Regions from separate parts of the Homo sapiens genome. Here region 2 is linked to region 1. A link is an interaction called in ENCODE POLR2A ChIA-PET data of the cell type or tissue named here. Cell type or tissue: MCF 10A. All regions are shown on one strand. Links, peaks and the distances in the headings refer to the core of each region. The heading gives the core; the rest is flanking DNA.

The links. ChIA-PET counts read pairs that join two places held together with the same protein. Peaks named below come from ENCODE experiments on the same cell type or tissue, not always from the same donor. Only the 100,000 strongest peaks of a DNase experiment are listed, where the experiment ranks them.
Region 2: POLR2A ChIA-PET joins it to region 1 with 5 read pairs; 2 of 35 experiments call an interaction of 5 or more read pairs at or near these places.

What each region holds. Positions count from the first base shown.
Region 1 is chr20:13,210,820-13,215,221 of GRCh38, forward strand. It overlaps a transcript of TASP1 not described here. Among named protein-coding and RNA genes, the nearest start is that of ISM1, 8.3 kb to the right of the region's middle. In MCF 10A, for the core only: no CTCF peak of the experiment used is centred there; a DNase peak (open chromatin) is centred at 2,122.
Region 2 is chr20:13,154,452-13,158,853 of GRCh38, forward strand. The region is part of intron 10 of SPTLC3 (serine palmitoyltransferase long chain base subunit 3); the gene reads left to right. It also overlaps a transcript of TASP1 not described here. Among named protein-coding and RNA genes, the nearest start is that of ISM1, 65 kb to the right of the region's middle. In MCF 10A, for the core only: no CTCF peak of the experiment used is centred there; no DNase peak of the experiment used is centred there.

The sequences.
Region 1 (4,402 bases), core at 253-4,252:
AGTAAAATCTTACATGACAAACCACATTTTTGTAATGCTTTCTTTTATTTACTATTTTATTTAACCTAAGTAATAGATCAAATCCTACTCCTCTTACCACAGAGCCAATGAGTCAGGATTGGTATAGTTAGGCCAAGCCGACATTCTCCTATGTGGCTCTGCCTGGACCATTTAATAATTCCAGTTTCTCATTAAGATTATTATCTAATTATACAATATGTAAAACAAGGAAAGAGGAGCAAGGAGAAAGGCAACACCTGAGTGCTTAATTGAGATAACAGAAGTACTGAACGAATCTCAGTAATTAGAGCCATCACAAATGAGATGCCTAGAAAATATTAAATAGCATGGTCTAACAGTGTATTATATTGCAGGAATGAACCCTGCTATAATGACGTATAGGTTTATCACATTTTGAAACATAACCTAATTTTTGCTGTTTATTTTCAGTTTACAGTAAACATTTTTATTTTAAATGCAATATTCTGAGACTATAACTTGTTTTATTCTGCATAATCATCATAACCTCAATTAAGACTCTATTTTCAAATTTAATTTGCCATAAATGGTCATCTGAAAGTCTCAACCAAAATCAAAGTCATTTTAGGAAGGAGTCTGAGAACAAGGCAATCCTGCAGCACTAAACATTTCCTTCTAGGATTTCTCTAGTCTAGGGATTAGTAAAATAGGCAAAATTGAAATTATACCATTATTCAATTCACTCAGTACTTCTGTTATCTCAGTTAAGCACTCAGATGTTACCGTTATCCCTACTCTTCTTTCTCTCTCTGTTTTAGAATAGTTACTTTTCCTAGATATTGTACAATTAGATAATAATCATAATGAGAGAGCCACATAGGAGGCTGTTGGCTTGGCCTGACCATACCAATCCTGACTCATTGGCACTATGGTAAGAGACAGGATTTTATATATTGCTCAGGTTAAATAAAATAGTATGTCAAGTAAACAGGCCAAATCCTACCCACAGTTTCTTTTTGTAAGTTCCATGAGCAAAGAATGGTTTTTACATTTTTATATGGTCATATTTTAAATGGTTATATAAGTACATAAGTAACGCCCTTGATTTTTTCTTCTTGTGGCACGAAGTTGAAAATGGTTACTATCCAGTGCTTAATAGGAAAGAAATTGCTGACCCTCACTCTAGTCCCCCTATGACACTACGATCTTCATTCATACTAATGAAATGGAGTGGGGTTTTTGGCAGAGATAATTCTATGTGGAAACAGCATTGTGCATTCAACATACCCATTTCCTTTGCCTCCTAAGCATTATAGGAATTCTTTATTTCCCAACTGTTCTTGCAGTTGGGTGGGGTCGGTGTAACTAAGTTCTGGTCAATGGCAAGTGATCTGGCCCTTAAAGCATGCTGAGCCTCCATATACTTTTTCTCTCTTCACTTGTGTGCTATATGAATGTTCTACAAAATGTACAGCCACTAATTAGGAGCCTGGGTCCCCTCATCAAAGGAAGACTGCCCTTTGGATACCAAAGTATGAAGAGTATTGCAGCATAAACAAAAAGCAAACTTTTATTATGCTAAGCCATTGGGCTTTGGAGGGATTGTTTGTTATAGCAACCAATGTTACTTTCCCTGACTACTACAAGTATAACTGGTTTTTCAATATTACCATGCCTGATATTACCATCACGTTGTTAACTCACAGAAACACACACACACACAAAAGTGTGAGAACAGTATATCTTTCAATCTTTGTGAGTAACCAAAACATCCCTTTAAAGTTTTAATTATTTGGCTTTCATGGCCCCGACAAATAAAACCTTTATTCCAAAACACTACTTTTTGTTTATCACTTATTATGGATAAAAGTTGATGGTTATTTACTAAACTACAATTTCAGAATCAAGTTAGACCCCAGGTAAATAAAGGAAAATCTCAACCTTTATAAAATAACAACCACGCTAAATTTGCATTCCAAAACGTGTAAACAGCTCTTTCATGCTTATTCCTCTACAAAGCTATTTCTCATTTAACTTTCATCATCCTGTTTAGAGTTTACAAGTGAGAATCTTCAGATTTCAGTTTAGACACATCTGGCTCACAAATGAGGCACTACACCCTGAGTCATTGTGAAATCCTCGCCACAAGCATTGATGATGAGATCTTGTGTTTATTAGTAAAGACGTTAGAACCAGCCAGTCGCAAAGCTATTTTAAGTGGAGACATCTCTGATGTGGCATCTTAGAGGTGTCAGTTTGATCTTTCTCTGCTGAGGAATGGCTGGATTAAATTCCACTTCTAAATGCAAATTAATCAGTTTTAGCTTTCTTTCAGATATAATCTGAACTGAAGTTGTTGAAAGATTATTTCAACTACTCTTTAGTTATTAAAAAAAAAGAGTTAAAACTTCTAGCCTGTTGGATTTTTTCTTTATTTCACTGAGCTCTTTTGACTTCCCTAGGGTATAATTATATTCCTTGTGCTTTTTAAAAAATGCAACATAAAGCTAAGGTATTTATTATTTTTAAATCACTAAAAACAATTTTCATTAACAACAAATTTATTTCTCCTTTGTCTTACACCAAGCCTGACTTGCTCCCCAAAACAAAGTGAACAAAAAAAAGAATTTAAGGCTAAGCTTTTAAGAATGGATTGATAATGACTTTTGATTGCAGCAGACAAAATTACTGATTCATAGAGTTCACCCTGAGGACAGCCCTCCTCTAATATGGTCACAGCCCACTGCCCTGAGGGAGTTGGATGATGTTGACAAACAACTTGGAACAAAGTGAAGTAAATTCCCAGGAAATTAGATGAACTCATGTTTCCCCTTTCTCCACACATAAGAAAAAGATAGCCAACACACCAACATATTCTCAATCAAGAATTTTTCCCATTTAACCTCACAAAAATGACTTAGCATCTCCGTATCTTGAAATAGATTTACCCACAATTGGGAAAAATCTCATCAGGGACTCCCTGATGTGATGCACTGAGAAGAACATAACATTATCCAGGCAGTATCCCTAGCCCAAACACATAATCCGAAATTAATCCTAGAGAAACAAACATACAAATACAAACTGAAGGGCATTCTGCAAAATCAGCTGACCTAGGCTTTCAAAGAATGTTAATGGCACAAAAGACCAAAAGAAAAAGGAGGACTGGGAGATGTGGACTGTTGAAGACCGAAGGTGATAAACAGACATGACAATGACAATAAAATGCAGAGTGATTCTCACCTGAATCCTGGACAGAAAAGAGTCGCTGTAAAGAATATTATAGGGACAATTTGAACCATTTGAATGTGGTTTATAAGTTAGATCATATTATTGTGTTGATGTTAAACGTCCTGAGAATTATGCTGTGATGATGTAGGAGGATCTCCTTACTCTTAAGAAATACCTACTGTAGTATTTGAGGTGAAAGGTTGTATTTAGCAGGTTTCTCTGTGTGATGAACTACCCTATTCACAAGAGCAACCATTTATTTTGCCCCTTATTCTATTTAGGCTCAGCTTACCTGGGTGCTTTCTCTGGTTTCAGCTGTGTTCTCTTAAGCTCTCTTATGTGTCTGCGATGAACTGTAGGTCTACTAGGTGGCTCTGCTTCTGAGAATAGGCAGGTGTCAGCTGGGGCAACAGTGGTGACTAGGATCACTCCAGCAGGCTAGTCCTGGATTACCAACATAGCAGTGGGAAAGTTCCAATACAGAGACAGGCACACACACACACACACACACACACACACACACACACACACACAGAGAGAGAGAGAGAGAGAGAGAGAGACAGAAAGACAGAGACAGAGAGAGAGATTGAGAGAGAAAGGAGGCATGTAAAGCTTATTGAAACCTAACCACAGAACTGGTACAACATCACCTCTGCTGCGTTTTGCTAGTGAAAGTAAATCACAAGGATTCCACGGGTACAAAGCCAGCTTGTAAAAAGCCTGGAGACAATGGTGAGAAAACTGTGGTCATTTTAAACAGTCTACCACAAGGAACTACAGATGTTCATTCAATTATGCTTGCAACTTTTCTATAGCTTTCCATTTATTTTAAAGCAAAAAGTAATAGAGGATGGCGCAAGGAGCCAGACACAAAAGAGTATATACTGTAAAATTCAATTATATTAATTTTCAAAGGCAAATCAAATGTATGGTGAGAGAAGTCAGAATATTGGTAACTTTCAGGTAATTGGCTTCTGGGGTACTGGTAACATTCTGTTTCTTGATCGGAGTAGCAAAAATTCCATTTGGATATGCACCCAGGATACATGCTGTTTTCTATATGTACAGCATACTTTAATTTTTGAAAGTTTACTTTGAGAAATACAAAGCACGTTGGTCTTGGAAGTTAGGAAACCTGGGCTCTTGTCCTGATGCTGCTACCAAGTCCCTGTGCAATATTGAGAATGTCTAT
Region 2 (4,402 bases), core at 225-4,224, 56 kb before region 1:
GTTCTCAGGGAGAACTTCTGAAGATCATCTCTCCCCATATTACCATAAAAACAATGTGATCAGGCTCTGTGCTTTCTCCCATTGAACTCTGCAGCCGTCCTCAGAAGAGGACATTCTCATTTCAAGCGTGGGGAAGCTGAGGCTGAGAGCAGTTAAGCAACCTGCCCAAAGTCACACAAGTCAAACAGCAGTAAAACTAAGATGCAAAAACCCAAACTGAGGCTCACATTGAAGCTCATGCTCAGTTTCTCATGCCCTTACTGTGAACCTGTTTGGGGGTTGTTTACTTGATTGCAACTTTGAAACAGCATTAGCAACAACTGCATAAAGAGGAAAACATGACTTTTTGTCAGTTTGGCAGGGACAATTTTATACATGAGCCCTTCTCCAACCTGCTGGAGACTAATGTAATTATACTAATTACATGTTGTTAAAAGGAAGTTAACTGGCAGGGCACAGTGGCTCATGCCTGTAATCCCAGCACTTTGGGAGGCTGAGGCAGGTGGATCACCTGAGGTCAGGAGTTCGAGACCAGCCTGGCCAACATGGTGAGACCCTGTCTCTACTAAAAATACAAAAATTAGGTGGGCATGGTGGTGCATGCCTGTAGTCCTAGCTACTAGGGAGGCCGAGGCAGGAGGATCACTTGACACCAGGAGGCAGAGGTTGCATGAGCAGAGATTGTGCCACTGCACTCCAGCCTAGGTGACTGGGTGACAGAATGAGACCCTGTCAAAAAAAAAAAGGAAGTTAACTAAGCTCCTTTCTCAAGGTAAAATGTTTATTTTTATCTCTGACCAAGCACATGATAGAAATTCATATTCAACATACTACGCATCAGATTCTAGAGGTCCTAACTCCCCTCCAATGTAACCCATTGCTGGAACTTTCTGTTTGACTCTCTAATAGCCTGACTAGATTGGCAGAGTACTTGAAGTATTGAAAAGTACCAATAAAAGAGGTTTGGGTCTTACTTGTGAAAACTCATGGAGGGCAAGACTGAGTTATAAGTTCCTAAAAGACAGATTCTTCAGAGTATGCTCTTGGGTCATTTTACCACAGCAAAATCACAAGCAGTTAAAACACACATGAAGGCTGGGCGCGGTGGCTCATGCCTGTAATCCCATCACTTTGGGAGGCCCAGGCAGGCAGATCATGAGGTCAGGAGATCGAAACCATCCTGGCCAACATGGTGAAACCCCGTGTCTACAAAAAATACAAAAAACTAGCCGGGCGTGGTGGTGGGTGCCTGTAGTCCCAGCTACTCGGGAGGCTGAGGCAGGAAAGTGGCATGAACCTGGGAGGTGGAGCTTGCAGTGAGCCGAGATTGCACCACTGCACTCTAGCCAGGGCAACAGAGCAAGACTCCGTCTAAAAAAATAATAATAATAATAAGTTTTTTAGCATGCCACATCATTCCCACCAGTTGGCCCTTTGTTCACAGATCTGGGTCAGGAAAACATTGCATGAAGTATCTGAGGACATAATGTGCTACAGACATGTTATATATCATACTGCTCTGTGATAATGTTAAGGAGGGTTGACAACAGTGATTGAAAGTAGCAGACAATTCAAAGATCTTTAACCATCTGATTTTTGAAGACACATACAAACACACACACACACACAGACACACATACATTTATTCAAAATGATTGGGGAAATGATGTGTGTTGGAAGAAATATTCCAAACTTGGCTCAGGTTTATCTAATATTTTATCATTAGCTCAAAAGAAGGCACTGAAAATAAACTTGTCCAAGGTATAAAACACATAATTCTGGAGTGTTACAATGACAGTAGGGAGTGTTCTGGATAGTTCCAACTTTAATAATAAAAGCCAGAAGTAGAATCCCAACAGGTTGGAAAAATGAACCAACCCAATGAGAAGAGTCCGTAAGTAGTGAAAACAAATGCATGTAACTTCAAGAATTCACACAATATGCTATGAACGATATGCTTCATATAAAAGTTATGCTCTATGGTGTGATGAAAGGTTTGGAATCAAAAAGAAATTTGATTCTTCCTCTTCCTAGCTGGGGATTCTTGGACAAGTTACTCAGCTTTCTGAAGCTCCAGTTTTCTCATTTATAAAACGGGATATGATAGTATCTTATTTCATAAGGTTACTGTGAAGATTAAACAAAATGATGTCCATACAGCATTTGGCATGTTACCTCTTATATAAGAGCTATTCAGTGTTAGCTTTCATTATTAATAGCATCAATTAATAAAGTCATTAATAATGTCATTTTTAGTAATGTGTACAAAGCACTTAATATAGTAGTTGGCATGCCATAAGCATTCAATCAGTGGTAGCCATTTCACTACTACTCTGCAACAATGATGATCATTATCAGTTTCAACTGAGCGCAAGGTTGAATCACCACGGTTGCATGGCTCTCCAAAATAATTATTACAATTTTTGGTTGCATTACTCAAAATAAAATGTCCAGAAAAAATAGTAGGTAAAGATCCTGCTACACTCTGCTTCCATATTGCTATATTAGATGCTGGATAATATGTCAAACAATCTTGTTTCTTTCAACTTAAGATTGTTTTTTAAGAAGAGCTAATATCACAGAGTACTAAATATATGCTAAGTAAGGCTATTAGACCTCAGCGATTACCCACGGAGGGTAGGATGTTTAGCCCTAGTTTATAAATGAAGATGCTAAGACTTAGAAAGGTCAAATTACTTTCTAAAGCCGGGTACGGTAGCTCATGCCTGTAATCCCAACACTTTAGGAGGCTGAGGCAGATGGATCACCTGAGGTCAGGAGTTTGAAACCAGCCTGGCCAACCCTGTTTCTACTAAAAGTACAAAAAAAAAAAAAATTAGCTGGGCATGGTGGCAGGCACCTGTACTCTCAGCTACTTGGGAGATTGAGGCAGGATAATCGCTGGAACCCGGGAGGTGGAGGTTGCAGTGAGCCAAGATCATACCACTGCACTCCAGCCTGGGCAACAAGAGTGAAACTCCATGTCAAAAAAAAAATTACTCTCTAAGACTCACACAGGTTGTAGGCAGCAGAGCCCAGAATTCAAAGCCAGTTCCATTTGCTTCATAAACTAGAGCTCTTTTGAACACACAGCACAACCTCTCAAGCTTTAGTCCATAGGAAAAAAATGCACATCTCATTAAAGCAACACAGAGTCTAATTATTTTTAATGTCATCATTGGTGATTCAAAAGGCAACAATCACTACAAACAGAAAAAAAAAAAATCTGGGTCACCTAAGGAAACAGAACAGGTTAGTTACAAAAGGTAATATTATCTATTACAGGTAGGAGTTGCTGGCAAGAGTTTGCCCTGCTGTCTGGCTGTGTTTCCTTCTGTGATATTTCTTTGTTGGAAGTTTATATGTAGAGACATTTTTTGAAATAGGGCGTTAATTGTATAAGCCACTGTGGAAGCACTTCTTCCATTTGGTCATTTAAAAACCTTTGATTTTATTAAAGAATGGTGATCTCTCCACATTTCCTACTATGCAGAATGAAAATATAGTCTGTAGCCAGTTATCCTTTTGAACAAAGCCTTGTTATAACTCTACCACTGGAATCTTCTATAGAGCTGTGCAATGTGGTTTTACCCATAAAACATACACTTAAACAATCAAGAATATATTGTATTTGGTACTTGGTAAAGGGTTTGCATTTTTTCCCCTGTTCATGTAATACACTTGGAAGATGGTGTTATACAAGAGGTAGTGATTCTGCATACAATGCAATGCTAATGTTTATTATCATTATTATTATTTCACAAAGTTTAGTTTCTTTTAGCCTATTGCCAATTGCTTTGGGGAGTACAAACACAGAGGCTCATTATATAAAATTTCCAGTGCAATCATATATATTAACTTAAGAACACTAGCTTTAGTAGTGTAAGGTTTAAATTCAAAAATGCTCCAGGGAGACGCCAGGTTAGACTAATGAATCAACAGAGTCATATATTTTGCCCTGCATTCTTTGGCAAAACGTGCTTCCTTTGGCACAAAGAGAAACATGCAGACAGTGAAAGCGGTCTTCTGGGAGTCCTGAAAACTGGCCTGAGATCATGGGTCAGGTGGTTTGTACTCTAGCAATAAAAGCACTTGACTTGTTTCTCAGACAATTATGAGCTCTCATTCTGTGCAGTTCCGTGGGCAGCCTTCCATAGGGTGATCAAGAAAGAGAAAGAACAGCCTCTGTTTTCAAGCTTTCTCAGCTAGAAAGCTTCATCTCCTTCTAACCTTCCTAGTTGAAATCAAAGGGCTAATGTTGCCTCGCCCAAGCCAGGGAGCCAGAGAGGCTGTGTGTCTTGTGGGTCCTGCAGTCTCCATTGCTTCATCTGATAACCTATGTTCTATCTGAAACAACCAAAAGGCAGACTGCTCAACAGCAAAACAAGTGAATGGAAGAGCA